Linked DNA regions of Homo sapiens: regions 2, 3, 4 and 5 are each linked to region 1. The links are chromatin contacts, found by Hi-C or POLR2A ChIA-PET in ENCODE. All regions are on one chromosome and are shown on one strand. Each heading gives the region's core, a stretch centred on a gene start or an enhancer-like site at or near the end of the contact. The rest is flanking DNA. Distances are from core to core; before and after follow the strand shown. Region 1 holds the start of TANC2 (tetratricopeptide repeat, ankyrin repeat and coiled-coil containing 2). Region 2 holds the start of TLK2 (tousled like kinase 2). Region 3 overlaps TLK2 (tousled like kinase 2). Region 4 holds the start of MRC2 (mannose receptor C-type 2). Region 5 overlaps MRC2 (mannose receptor C-type 2).

Evidence for each region. Hi-C counts contacts between places; a loop is a spot of excess contacts on that map. ChIA-PET counts read pairs that join two places held with the same protein, here RNA polymerase II (POLR2A). Pooled maps may share reads with other maps.
Region 2: a loop to region 1 is called in a map of CD4-positive, alpha-beta T cell, with 7 times the contacts of the local background. The contact joins the promoter of TLK2 here to the promoter of TANC2 in region 1. A Hi-C loop is called at or near these places in 2 of 168 maps with a recorded cell type or tissue (CD4-positive, alpha-beta T cell and naive thymus-derived CD4-positive, alpha-beta T cell) and 14 of 50 pooled maps.
Region 3: a map of heart right ventricle shows a loop between it and region 1 (2.6-fold over the local background). The contact joins the enhancer-like site here to the promoter of TANC2 in region 1. A Hi-C loop is called at or near these places in 3 of 168 maps with a recorded cell type or tissue (PC-3, chondrocyte and heart right ventricle) and 2 of 37 single-sample maps with no recorded cell type. POLR2A ChIA-PET finds 5 or more read pairs at or near these places in 1 of 52 experiments (activated CD4-positive, alpha-beta T cell).
Region 4: a loop to region 1 is called in a map of IMR-90, with 5 times the contacts of the local background. The contact joins the promoter of MRC2 here to the promoter of TANC2 in region 1. A Hi-C loop is called at or near these places in 2 of 168 maps with a recorded cell type or tissue (IMR-90 and chondrocyte) and 7 of 50 pooled maps.
Region 5: a map of naive thymus-derived CD4-positive, alpha-beta T cell shows a loop between it and region 1 (5-fold over the local background). The contact joins the enhancer-like site here to the promoter of TANC2 in region 1. A Hi-C loop is called at or near these places in 1 of 168 maps with a recorded cell type or tissue (naive thymus-derived CD4-positive, alpha-beta T cell) and 17 of 50 pooled maps. POLR2A ChIA-PET finds 5 or more read pairs at or near these places in 2 of 52 experiments (H1 and naive thymus-derived CD8-positive, alpha-beta T cell).

What each region holds. Positions count from the first base shown.
Region 1 is chr17:62,964,972-62,967,506 of GRCh38, reverse strand. TANC2 (tetratricopeptide repeat, ankyrin repeat and coiled-coil containing 2) reads right to left here and starts at 1,272. Exons shown (of 28, transcript NM_001394998.1): 1 at 758-1,272. RefSeq lists a silencer at 1,196-1,385.
Region 2 is chr17:62,477,563-62,480,097 of GRCh38, reverse strand. It overlaps TLK2 (tousled like kinase 2), which reads right to left and starts at 1,273. Exons shown (of 22, transcript NM_006852.6): 1 at 808-1,273. RefSeq lists silencers at 509-898, 1,389-1,688, 1,869-2,008, 2,119-2,168.
Region 3 is chr17:62,571,384-62,573,918 of GRCh38, reverse strand. It overlaps TLK2 (tousled like kinase 2), which reads right to left. Exons shown (of 22, transcript NM_006852.6): 12 at 552-704. Among named protein-coding and RNA genes, the nearest start is that of MRC2, 55 kb to the left of the region's middle. RefSeq lists a silencer at 1-104. Within about 2 kb of position 1,263, at least 2 of the 41 ENCODE cell types and tissues checked have a DNase peak (open chromatin) inside an H3K27ac peak, as active enhancers do.
Region 4 is chr17:62,626,395-62,628,929 of GRCh38, reverse strand. It overlaps MRC2 (mannose receptor C-type 2), which reads right to left and starts at 1,260. Exons shown (of 30, transcript NM_006039.5): 1 at 1,010-1,260. The coding sequence starts at 1,127. It overlaps LOC107985020 (a long non-coding RNA gene), which reads left to right and starts at 880. Exons shown (of 2, transcript XR_001752961.3): 1 at 880-1,085; 2 at 1,921-2,493. RefSeq lists silencers at 631-700, 901-1,340 and an enhancer at 2,534-2,535.
Region 5 is chr17:62,651,683-62,654,217 of GRCh38, reverse strand. All of the region lies in intron 1 of MRC2 (mannose receptor C-type 2), which reads right to left. Among named protein-coding and RNA genes, the nearest start is that of MRC2, 25 kb to the right of the region's middle. RefSeq lists enhancers at 1-230, 943-1,653, 1,654-2,365. Within about 2 kb of position 1,262, at least 27 of the 41 ENCODE cell types and tissues checked have a DNase peak (open chromatin) inside an H3K27ac peak, as active enhancers do.

The DNA of each region.
Region 1 (2,535 bases), core at 23-2,522:
CCTAATGTTAATTATCATTGTTTATGTTTTGTGAAGACCATTCTAAACATTCCACACCTGGAAATGAAGACTGGATACAATTGTACCAATGCTCTACACGCTGATGGCAAAACCTGGAATTATTTTAGCCCTATTTTTTCTTTCCAATCTCACAGCCAGACACAATTTGCTTTTTTTCTTTCACGTGGTTACTTTCTCTACCTCAAAAAAAATAGCTTATCATAGCTCCTCCCGATTTCCTATGGCAAAATATCTAGCAATGAGCCTTATTAATCTTTTATTATGCTACACCTCCTTTCCCAGAGGAATTATTAATATCGCTAATAACACTTCGACCATGAATTTCAACGCCACAGAGGCCAGCCCATCCTGTGCCTTACCTGGCACATTTCGCAACTACTTTTATGCTGCATTCTGGGGGCACATTTTGCAACTCGTTCTGCACCACATTCCCTGCCACGTTTAGCAATCCGCCTCGCATCTTATCCTTGGTCCCCGTCATCCAGAGACGCTCTAGGTACCAAATTCCATGACATCTTCGGTGACAGCCAAGTGGCGACCCCACACGCCTCTGAAGCCCGCCTTGGTGTCATATTCGGAGCCAGCCTTCCCCACGCCTTGGACACCGAGGCACTTCGCTGCCCATTTCGCCGTCTCCCCGCTCGCCCCCGCCCCTCTCCCCGGAGCCGAGGCTGTGGAGGCGAACGACCCTGTCACTGAAGCGACCTTTCCTCGCCCTGCTCCCCGGGCCCCTTACCTGCCGCTCTGAGGGGCTCTCTGCACCTCCGGGTCAAGCCCCAGTCCCCGGGGTCTCCTGTGAGGACCGCGCCGCCCGCCGGCGCCGCCCGCGATTCCCGGAGCACCTCGCAGTCCTCCAACGCCCCGCGGCGAGTCTGCACCCCGGAACGGCGCGGCGGGGCCTCGCAGCCGGCGAGCGCAGCCCGCGGCGGTGCTCCTGTCAGCGGCGGCTCGGGGGCCAGCTCTCGCCCCTCGGCTCGGCTCGGCGGCGGCGGGCGCCTCGCTCCGCCTAGCGCGCGGCACAGCCGGGAGGTGAGCGCGAGGGGGATGGGAATGGGGGCGGGGCCGCCCGAAGGAGGCGCGGAGGGCGGTGGCGGCGGGAGGGCAGCGCCAGCGGCCCTAGGCCGGGCGCTCGGAGCGCTCGCAGCTTCCCCCGCCGGGCGGGCGGCTCGCGCGAGGCGGCTGTGCCAGCGGGCCCCGCCGGAGCAGCGCGCCCAGCAACCCGCGCCCCGCCGGCCGCTCGCTAGCGCCGCCGCCGCGCTGGGGGCGTCGCACCCTCTGAGGCCGCCCGCAGCCCCGCCCCCTCCGGGCTGGGGTGGGGAGGGGCGCGAGCGCGGAGGGAGCGCGCGTGCGTGGGGGCGCGTGCGTGGTGGAGCGCGCGCGCCCCCGCCCCTTCCACAGTTTGGGGGTGGGGAACGGCTGGAAGAGGGAGTGGGGACGCAGCCCTCCTCCGCGCGGAGAGACGGGGCCCTGGCTCTGGCGCTCTGGGATGTCCTGGCATTTCTCGTATCCCCGGGGGGCTCGGACTTGTGGGTGGCATTTGGAGGGGCAGCAGGGAGGACGCTCGGTAACTGACAAGGCCCTACATAGTTGGGCTCCGCCCTCAGGGGTGATGTCACTCTCGAGGTGGCTGCTGCTGTCACGTGCGCCCATTTCAGGGCCTGTCCTCCTGCTTTGATGACCGGAATGCTCTCCTAGATCTCCCCCACTTCGGTCACCTCAGGCACATATCACTCTGAGAGTCCTCGAAGCCTACAAGTGTCAGTTATTCTTTCCCGGATTCTCAGTGGTAGTTTGTAGACGACTTCAAAAGGCCACGGTTGGCTGTGGGGAGAATCAGAATGAGAAAGAAAAACAAAACAACAGTGGGGTTTGTGGGGAGACCGAGACTGTTATTTAGAATAATGGCTGAAAATTCACCAACCACAGCTTGCAAACCTGAGGTAAAGTCGTGGCGCTGCTTCTGTCACTGCCAGGTTGACTAAGAAGTAGCGTGGTTTTAAGAGCTGGTCGACAAGGGCGGGAAAGCCACCACATTAATACCTCGTCGAACGATGTTAGGTCATATTTCACCCTCCACCTAGATCTTCTTCCCCTCTACTGTTTCCCTCCTATCATAAAACAGCAAGTCGGCTGTGGGAGGTATTTGGGACATAAACATCATCGCGTGCTGCAAGATGATGCGAAGCAATCACCGTTACCAACTCTGCCCGGCTCGCCTTCCCTTCCATAAACTGAGATGACCTTTCGTGGTCATCCAACTTCTTAATCAGATGACATGATTGGAAATAGATGCGCCAAATTACATCAATCAAGGAAGCTCTGTCTGTGGCGCTTCCAAGGTAGAGAGGTTTGTTTGATAACAGCACTTTAATCTGCCCCATCCTGTAGCACTTCATCCAGGAGTTTCTTCGATTTTCAAAAATTAGTATTAATTTCAGAACAATACAAGAAACTGGATATGAACATGTCCATCCAACAGCTCTTCTTTACAGTGAATGCTTGCAAAGTCAGAGC
Region 2 (2,535 bases), core at 24-2,523, 490 kb after region 1:
TTCCTGGATTGAGAGCCTGGGGCAAAGGGGAATGAAAAGGTGACAAATTAAAGTTTCACCCACACATGCAAGTGCAGGTTAGAGAGAGAATTAGGAAATTCTCAGAAAGGTTGAAATGCATCTTTACAAAAAGAAAAAGAAGGAAAAAAAAGAGACTGGGAGAATGAGTTTCCCCCGTGGCCTTCCTCGCGTCTTGCCCTGCCCTAATCGAGGTCGGAATGGCAAAGGTTGCAGTCTCTCCCAAACCCCAAGGTCTCTCGCAACACTTCCCAAACCTCCATCCCCAGGCCCGGCCCGGAAAATGACGCCCCGGCGGTTATTCCGTTTAATGTCAACTCATGTTAAGGAAATAGCCACTCCGTCTAATTCCAGCGGGGCCTTGGACTGGGATCCTCCCTGCAGCCCACAGCCGGGAAGCAGGAGCGATGGGGCCTGGTCCCGGCGCCCCTCGCCGGCTCCAAACTTTCCCCAACTCCAGGCCCACCTGTCACGGAGGAAGGGAGGGCCGGCTCTCGGGGGCGCCCGGGAGGCTGCCGAGGCCTCCAGCTGCCTGGGGGCCCCCGTCTCTCCTCCGGCCGCCGGCCCCAATCCCAGGCCGGGGCCGCCTGGGCCTCCCCCATCTTCTGCCCGGCCCCTCAGCGACCCGCAGCCCTCAGGGAGCCCCTCCCGCCTCAGCGCCCAGGAGCTGCGGTCCGGAGCCGGCCCCGAGCTGGGCCCAGGTCGCAGGCTCCTCAGGCCAAAGGGGTCCCCAGGACGGTTAATGCCCCAGGCCTGGAGTCCTCCCCCGCCCGGGGCTCAGCCTCTCACCTGCCGCCGCCGCCGCCGCCGCTCCACGCTCCTCCCGGGAGGGGCCCCGACCCGACCCGGCTGCGGACCGCTCCGCTCTCCCCCTGGGCAGGCCCGGGGCGGAGCCGGGGCCTCTCCTGAGCGCCGCAACCCCCCGCCCGGGCAGCCGCCGCCGGCGCCGGGCTCCACGAGAGGGCGGGCGGGGGAGGGGGGGCACGAAGGCCGCAGATCCCCGGGCTCGCGTACAGAGCCAGGCGCCCGACGCGGGCCCGGGCCCGGGCGGCCGCGGGGGGCGCGGGACCGGCCTCCTGGCGCCGGACAAAGGCCAAGGGAGGCGCAGGAGGGCCCAGGCCGGGCCAGGAGGTGGGGGCCCGCTCGGCTGGGGGCCACTCGGGTGCGGCGCGGAGGGCGGGGGGGTCGGAACCGCTGGTGCCCAGGACCCGCCTCCGGCCCCTTAATCCGGATCGGTTCGGTCCGGATTAGTAGTGATCGGTGTAAACACACTAGTGAAACCGCGTGTTTCCTCGCGAGATTTGCACGGCTGGGAGGCGGGGGGGGTCCTGGGGGGGTGGGGGAAGCGCCGACAGTGGGGGAGCAGGGGGAGGGGACGAGGAAGGTGGGGGGGGGTCCCCGCTGCCCCGGCGCCCCGCCTTCTCCAATCAGCGGCCGCGCTGCCGGGCAGGGGTTAACCAGGGGACCCCGCGCCGGCGGAGGAAGCCGCGCCTCGCCGGACGGCTGAGGGCGGGCGACGGGCGGCGCCGGCTGACGGGCCGCAACGCGAGGGGAGGTCCGGCGGCCCGGGGCGCCCTGCGACTGCCCGAGGCCGGAGGCCCGGAGGACCCGCCGCCGCCTTTGTGTCGCCGGCCCCCGCCCCGCTGGACTGGCCCGGGCCGGGGCGGTTGGGCCGGCGCTGAAGGGGCTTGGCCGCCCGGGTCCACCCGTTCCCGGATCCGCCTCGCCGGCCCCCGCGCCCGCCCAACCCCTGCCCAGCCCCTCGGCTCCGCGAGTTTGGGTGAGAAGTGCGGCGGCTTTTCCCAGGGATGGAGTTTAGAGGACGCTAATCCTATGTGTGAGCGGCGGACCCCGCCCGGACTTCCCGGAGGCGCCCGGTTAGTGAGGCGACGGCGCCCACCCGCGTTCGCGGGCTCCCGGCCGCCACTCCCCGGAGCCGCCGGCCCGCCCCAGCCCCGCGCGTCGCCCGGGAGGGCGGGCTGCACTCCCTCCACGTACCTGGCTGGCAGAGCGTCTCCAGGGACAAAAGGTGCCCTGGGATCAAAGCCGAGCCCCCGCCCCCGCGGGGATGCTGCCCTCCGGAAGGAGGGGCGCTGCCCCCAAGGTACTCTCCCCGGGCACCCAGGGGGAGGTTCCATTTCAACCTCCGATGAAAAACACGGCCCTCCCGGGTACTTAGGAGGGTCTGAGGGTAAGTGCCAAGATGGAGAAAACACGCCGGCCCCTCACAGAGTATCTCCTGAGGAATGAGAACTATCTAGCGGGCAAGGAGGGCTTCCTGCATAGCAGAGGGCACCCCCTCTGATCCCCCAAGGCCAAGGGAAAAAAATCACTCTTCACCGGCGCCCCTGAGCCAGGACAGGCTCCAGTGCAGCCACCCACCTTATAATTTTCCGCGGATGCTGCCTTGATCAGATGTCTGAAGATGACTTTAAGGACTACAAGCAAATCTCAAGGGAAAAATTCAGACCTTGAACAACAGCCTTGAACTTTTTCAGGGTTAGACAAGTACTCCCC
Region 3 (2,535 bases), core at 14-2,513, 390 kb after region 1:
CTGCAGTTTAAGATACTGGTGTTTTCCTTAGATTCCCAGAACAGGAAACAATTCTGATGAGATCAAGTTGTGGCTTATTGGGACAATGTCCTTTTCTAACATAACAGCTTTCTGGGGGGCTTATCCTAAGTTTGTGACTATTAACTAAGTGCTCTTTTGACCAGTAAAGAGCATTCTTCAGTCTGAAATAACAGCCAGGTAACTCCCATAAGATGATACTAGTGTACCACACCCTGCAGCCACATGTAAGCAATAATATCATTTCAGTACAATGACATCTTATTTGTTAACCAGGAGTGGCCAAAAGTCATGATGTCAAGTGACATTACTTTTCCCTCTCATTCAAAATGCCCTAAAGAAAGAGCAGGTTTAAGAAAATCAATTAATTTTATATGGCATTTATATGAGTTGAGCAAATCCATTAATGTAACTGAAAAGAAGGTTTAAACCTGAGTGACCTCAAGAATTTAAAACTATTGCCGGTGACAATCAACATTTGTATTTGGGGGCAGGGTGTGGTGTCTCAGCGTTCACGTCAATAAAGAACATACGTTTCATTTTCAGCTCCATTGGTCTTGCTTTTCCGCTGTTTCTGCTCATTGGTTGCAGGAGGGGCCTGACCCATGGCAGGAGGTTTCCGCTTTGCTAACATTTTCCGTTGTCTTTCTATCTCTTCCCTCTGTGAATTTATCCTTTCCTGTTGCCTAGAGATATAAAAGACGTTGTACAAAGAAAGAAAGTCAAAAGTTTTACCACAGCTATGGAACACACACAATTTGTCACTTGTGTATCCAATTTCAGAAAAAATAAGCCCCTTTAAGTCAAGTAGAGATTTGATTTTAACTTCAGATTGGAAGGGCCAAATAATTGGTGATAGATGTTTTCTGGGAATGAGTCTGTGCTTTAAGACACTAGTTATTACTATTTTCAGAGTGGACAGGAAGGAACATATCAAATTTCTATTGTGACCTTATTTTCTGACTCAGAAGGAACAATTTTCTGATTCCTTTTTAACAGCTAAGGAAACAATTCTCTGATCTGAACCCATTAAAAGTAAATCGTATTTTAAAAGTTGTAAAAAGTTCCAAGTTCTATTTTATTTTTCTTTGGATGAAAGCTTCTCAGTTTTACGTAAAAAGATACCAAGTTTGTAGGATGCTAAAGAAAGTAAACAAGATTTTCTTTTTAGACCTATCCTTTATTCTAGTCTAAGGGAGCCATTACTACTCTACACGTCAACCCCGCCCACTGATACAGTGACACCTAGATTAAGTTTTTAAAAGAAAAATACATTTGGAGAAAGCACAACGAAGTCTTCCAACTAGTAAGAACTCCTTAGGGAATAGTATACAAAATGAATTAGTATAAAACATATTTTACAACTGCAGTTAATCTAACACCATTACCATTAGAGTATTTCCTAATAAGATGTCACATTTTTCTGTGATTAACTAGTTTACAAATTAGGGACCAATAAAAACTCCATTGTAAAAAAAAAAAACACTTTCTCTCATGTATCCTACCACCTAACAGATATTAAGGTTTACAGACTTGGTATATAAAAACATACAAAATTGGAGATTAACCATCTAACAGGTTAGTCTTTAAGTCACCCACTATAATTGACAATCAAATGATAGCTCCCTTCTCCTTCTTCCTCTACTGTGCTTTTCCACACATTCTCTTTTGTGGAACCAACCTTCATTTTTGTGGAATAATAAATCTTTTTTTTTTTTTTTTTTGAGACAGAGCCTCACTCTGTTGCCCAGGCTGGGATGCAGTGGCACGATCTCAGCTCTCAGCTCACTGCAAGCTCTGTCTCCCAAGTTCAAGTGATTCTCGTGCCTCAGCCTCCCTAATAGCTGGGATTACAGGTGTGCGCCACCATGCCCAGTTAATTTTTGTATTGTTTTAGTAGAGACAGGGTTTCATCATGTTGGCTAGGCTGGTCTCAAACTCTTGACTTCAAGTGATCCACCCGCCTCAGCCTCCCAAAGTGCTGGGATTACAGGCATGAGCCACCGTGCCCGGCAAAATCTAATTTTTTAAAACCTACACTCAAATGGAAGTTGCTCTACCCTCTTCCCTGAACATTGCTGTCAGATCTTTTCCAGATTCAGTACAGTATCTTTCGTGGAAGAACGACAAGCAGAAAACCAAGATTACTCTAAGGTAGATACCCACAATACAGTTTATTCGAACATATCTAGAAGGGCAATGCTGTATGCAAAATTAACCTAATCAGAGTATTACAAAGAAACAGCCAGTCACTTGATAATACTATGCCCTTGGCTTCAAGATGAGCCAGGTCACTGATTAGACATCAATCGAACAGCAAAATGAAAATGATAATTCAAGAGTTTTCTGTTTGCCTGAAAATTCTTTTTGATTATTAGCTAGACCTCCTCATCCCTACTCACAGAACACATATAAGGATGGCTCTCCATATCCATGGATTCAACCAACTGCAGATTGAAAATACACGAAAAAAAAAAGATGGCTGCATCTATACTGAATATGTACAAACTTTTTTCC
Region 4 (2,535 bases), core at 11-2,510, 340 kb after region 1:
TGCACAAAACTGCAGACACTGCACGGACTGTCCCCATCCCCCAATTAAACAGCCAGCAGGACCAAGCTGGGCCGGGCGATTCCCCCGGTCACTCCAGACACCCCCACCCCCACTCCCCCAGGAAGTGGATCTTTCCTTTCAACTCTTAGATTCTTGGCGAGGGATCTGTCTGTCCCCACACTTCACTGTTACCCCTGAATAAGGAGCAGGAAGAGAATGGCACAGTTTTGGGGTTTTCTGATTTTTGTTTTGTTTCCTGTTCGTTGGGTTTTAAAATCTTTAGCAGCTCTTTTGCCGCTCAAGGTCTGTCCCCTCTGGAGGGCCACTAGTGTGCCCAGAGCTGCCCACGCTACGCAACATCACAGCACGGCGGCGCCCAGCCTGTTGCTGCGTCCCAGTGGCAGGAGCCTCCTCACAGGGCTGCCGAGCTCACGCGGGGCGGATGCCGCGCGCCACAAGCCTCCTTGAAGACTAAGTGTGGAAAAGAAAATATCAACGCCCACGAGATGCAGGGGGCGGGGGGAAGGTGGGGGAAACGAACCCTCGCGGATAGTTGGAAAGCCGTCCTAACGCATCAGTCCTGGGGCAGAGCGAGGAGACTGGGCCCGGGAACTCCCGGACAGAGAGCCCTGGCTCCCCGGGCGCGCCCTGCAGGTCCCCTGCCGAGGACGGGCCGGCGCCGGGTGGTCCGGGAGCGCGGTGCGCGGGGGTCCTCAAGAGCCCACCCGCTTCCTCCTAGGCTGCTGGAGTCCCCCGGGCTCCCCTCCCCCGCCGCCCGCCACATCTGGTTCCACTCAGGTCCTCCCCCACCTCTAGGCGCGCTCCTCCTCCCCTCTCCTCCCCCGCTTTCAGAAAAGCGGAGACGAGTTTTAAAAACCCAGTCACACACACACGCACACACGCTTCTGGAGAAAAGAGGGGGGAAAAGGAGGGAAAAGTCGAGAGCGGCCCGCGCCTCGGCGCTCCCCCCGCCCGGGCCCTGAAGTTGGCCAAGTTGGCAGCGCCTTACCCGGGAGGGCGGCGTCCCCAGGGGCGCCGGGACGGCCGAGGTGCAGGCACCCGAGGAGCAGGACGCAGCGCAGCAGGTGACGAGGCCAGGGCGCGGGGGCCGGCCGGCCGGGCCCCATCCCCGAGCGCGGCGCTCAGTGGACGCGGGGACCGAGGGCGCACAGGCGCAACGCGCTGTGGCAGCCCCGAGGCTGGGCTGTGATGACCGCCCGCAAGGGGCTCGCGTCCTCCTCCGGGTCGGGACGAAGTGATGCCTCCCGGGGAGGAGGAGGGAGGAGGCAGCCCGGGCGGAGGGAGGGCGGAGGGAGGAGCGCAGAACCGGGGAGGAGGGTTCGAGGGGTAGAGGGGAAGGGAAGTGGGCAGCGTGGGAGGGGAAGGGGAGGAGGCGCGGGTCTGGGGCTAGAGCGTCGGGAGGGAGAGAAAGGGGTGGCGGAGAGGAGGACACGCCGGGTCCAGGAGGACCCCAGCGTGCGCCCTTTCTCTTGCTGCTCTGTTTCCCAGTCTCTCCCCGCCTCGCCTTCCCTCTCTTCTGTCCCGGCCAGGATCCCCAGACGCTGCGTCACAACTCCCCCGCTGGCGCGGGCGGGGAAGCAACTGCAAAACTTTCCGCAAACTTCACGGCGTGGTGGGACCTGGGCTACGAGGTCCGGCCAGCCCGGGGCGGGGGCGTGCAGCTGACCCAGGTGGCCAGACCCGGGCCGCCAGCATCCGCCCCGCCATCCCGCCTCTTTCTGCGGGCGTCTCCAGCAGCCTAGCATCCCCTACCTCCATGCCGAGGAGGACCCCTCCCCCGGTCTGGTGGGGAAGGGGCGGAGCCCAGGGCCTGGCCACCAGGGCGAAGATTGGGGGAGGGGGAGGCAGAGCCCTTGTTACGTGTGCGGAGCGCAACAATTCTTGCACGTCTTGTTTTAGCATTTTCGTGACCCCTGTGTCAGTGTTCCCGGTGCAGGAGTGTAGCACTTTTGCTTGTTGGGGCTGCATCCAGAAACCTGGGGAAAATCTGTCCACTGGACGTCTCAGAAGACCGGCATCATCACTCCCACCAACTGGACTGCTGGCCGGTAGCAAAAGACCAGCTGGAAATTTCATAAAAGGTTAGACAATCCACAGTTACTCAGTGTTACGCAACAGGTCTCTGCAGCACAGAGCACGAACTGGGGAGTCAGGATGCTGGAGTCCAGCCCTGCCTCTCTGCGGATTCCCTGCCTGACCTTGGGAAAGCCTCTTGGGGTCTCGGGGCATAGGGCAGGACTGAGACGTTGAGACCCCAAGTGCAAAGAAGACACATTTCTCCTACCACGAGTAATCAAAAACACTATGAAACTGTAATATGGGCCGGGTGCGGTGGCTCACGCCTGTAATCACACTTTCGGAGGCCGAGGAGATTGAGCCCAGGAGTTGAAGACCAGCCTGGGCAACATAGGCAGATCCCATCTCATTTTGTTAATATAAAATTTTTAAATAATAATAAAACTGTAATATAAATTGTATTGTTTCCTATCTTGTCCACCTTGGTATGTTTTTTGG
Region 5 (2,535 bases), core at 13-2,512, 310 kb after region 1:
TCCATCCCTGAGGGCATGGCAGGGTGGCCTCCAGCCTCTGAGCCTCTCTCCCTTCACTGCCCCTCCCCAGGCCACGCAGAGGCGAGGGGTCATCCCAGGGAGAGCCAGAGGCCGCCTGAAAGGGCCGCCAGCCAAGAGGAGCAGCTGTTTTCAATGAGCTGCTTAACCTCCAGGCCAGGCCTGGAAATGTCCTTGAGTCAGCAGAAGCTGCCAGCCCCACCCTGCTAAGAGGCCAACCCTGGGGACCCAGCACCCCACCCTGCACCACCCCTGGCTAGAGACTGTGTCCACGTACATGCATGCACATTAGATCCTGGGCTGGACGAGGGGGGCATTGCTTCCATGGAGGACGGGGGTTACATGATATCGAAGCCCAATACCCCGCCCAACTGTGCAACATCCCCACCGACATCCTGAACCATGGTGGGTTTCCCTCTACCGGCCACCTTCCCCTTTTCACACCCTCCTCCCTCCTCCCCAACAGCCCCTCCATCCCAGCCAGGCCAAACTGCTTTCCTCCCACAGCTTAAAGTGCTTGTGCCTAAAACCTACACACACAGTCCCAGTGTTGCGCTGTTGCTGTCACAGGCCACCCTTTGTAGAGCAGTGGCGGGCTTCCCCCACCAGTCATTTCCAGAGATGCTTTTCTCCCCACTTCAAATCTCTGTGCTGCAGACTGTGATATCCTGTGTTCTAGGAAGACATTAAATCACACTCTGGCAGGGAATGGGTGGAGAGGTGGGACTGTCCCTCCACCTACTAAATGCAGGCGGTGGTGGGGAAGGCGACTGTCACCTTTCCCGCGGTTTTGCTGATCCTCCAGACCCCGCCCCGGGGGTGGGGGCGGGGGTGGGGGTAATGCGGGCTGAGTGGAAGCTAGCCCCGCCCCTGGGGTTCTCTGGGAAGGCAAATCCTCACCCGCGCTGGCCTTCCCCTTCGCAGTGTCATGGTGTTTGATCTCATCCCCTGCTGGCTTTTGTCTTAGACCAAAGCATCACAGTATTTTCGGCCAGTCCTCCCCCAGGCCCCCCTTGCCGGAGGAACTGGAGAGCGGCCGCGCTACAGCAAGCAGCAATCGCTCTCGCCTCCAGCCTCTGCTCCGGGCAGCGCCCGGCCCTTTCCTCCCACTGGCTCTTCCTCACCGGGGGTCACCAGGCCTGGATCCCCAGAGTCCGAGCATCCCGGGGGCGGGCACACCTTGACCCCTTTCTCCCCCAACCCAGTGCCCAGGATCTGGGGCTCCCAGATCCACCTGCTCTTGGAGTTCCGAGTCTTCTCTGCTTCTGCTCCCAAGGGGCACCCCTGCCCCCGCCATCGTGCGCCCCCAACTCCAAGGAGCGCCCCTCCCCAAGCCACCGTTCGCCCTCAATCTGCGGCACGCCCCTCCCCCCGCCACCGTGTGCCCCTCCCTCCACCGAGCACCCCTCCCCCTGCCATCGTGCACCCCCCCAAGCGGCGCCACTTCCTCTGTCACCGTGAGCCCCCTCTCCACTGGGCGCCCCTCCCTCCACCGCCGTGCGCCCCTCAATCTGTGGCACTTCCCGCTCCGCCGCCTCCCGCCCAGCTAGACAAATGCCCGGTCTGCGTGGCCGCTGCCCCTGGCGCCGTCTGCTAGCCCGCAGCCAAAATAAACAGCCCAAGAGCCACTTCCTTCCCCGTGGGGGGAATTTTCACAACGACGGCTGGCTCCAGTCGCGGCAGGAAGTGGCTTTCTGGGCCAACGATCCAACCTCATTGACCAGGCCGCTGAGGGCAGAATTCGGGAATGGGACCCGGAGCGCGGGGGCGGAGGCAGAGCCTCGCCGTGGCCACGCGATCACTTGTGCCCTCGCGGGGACCCCATCGCCGACAGCGGCCACCACTCCATAACGCAGGTGCGGAAGGCCTCTGCCGAGCCACACCTGTTCATTTCTCCGTGCGGGGGTGTTGTGCGCCTGCCCTTTCTTAAAATCATGGACAGGTTAGGACTCCACGCCTGGTTGATTGAGGACGAACCAGTGAGTGACTGCGTGACTTTATTAGGAGACATCCATACGAATTTGGGGGAAAGCATTTTTTTAAAATGTAGTTTTGACAAAGTGTCTACAAGGTGTGTGGGGTGGGGAGTAACCGAAAGCGGAAATATTACACGTGCCCCTCTGGTTCATTGAAGAGTCAGCAGAAATGAAGAAAATCTTTGGGCCTTTCTGTAATTTACAATTTTCCATAGTGAAAATTTATGTTTTCTGACTTAAAAGAAAAAAACAACTTAGATACCCCCCCACAAACAAAAGAAATGTGTAGCAAAATGTATTCAACCAGAATGATTAGTTCCTGAGAAACTGAGGTTTAAAATATTAACAGTCAGGCAGGGCGCGGTGGCTCACGCCTTTAATTCCAGCATTTTGGGAGGCCGAGGCAGGTGGATCACTTAAGGCCAGGAGTTTGAGACCAGCCTGGCCAACATGGTGAAACTCCATCTCTAATAAAAATACAAAAATTAGCTGGGTATGGTGGCAGATGTGGTGGTGTATGCCTGAGGAGACTGAGGCAGGA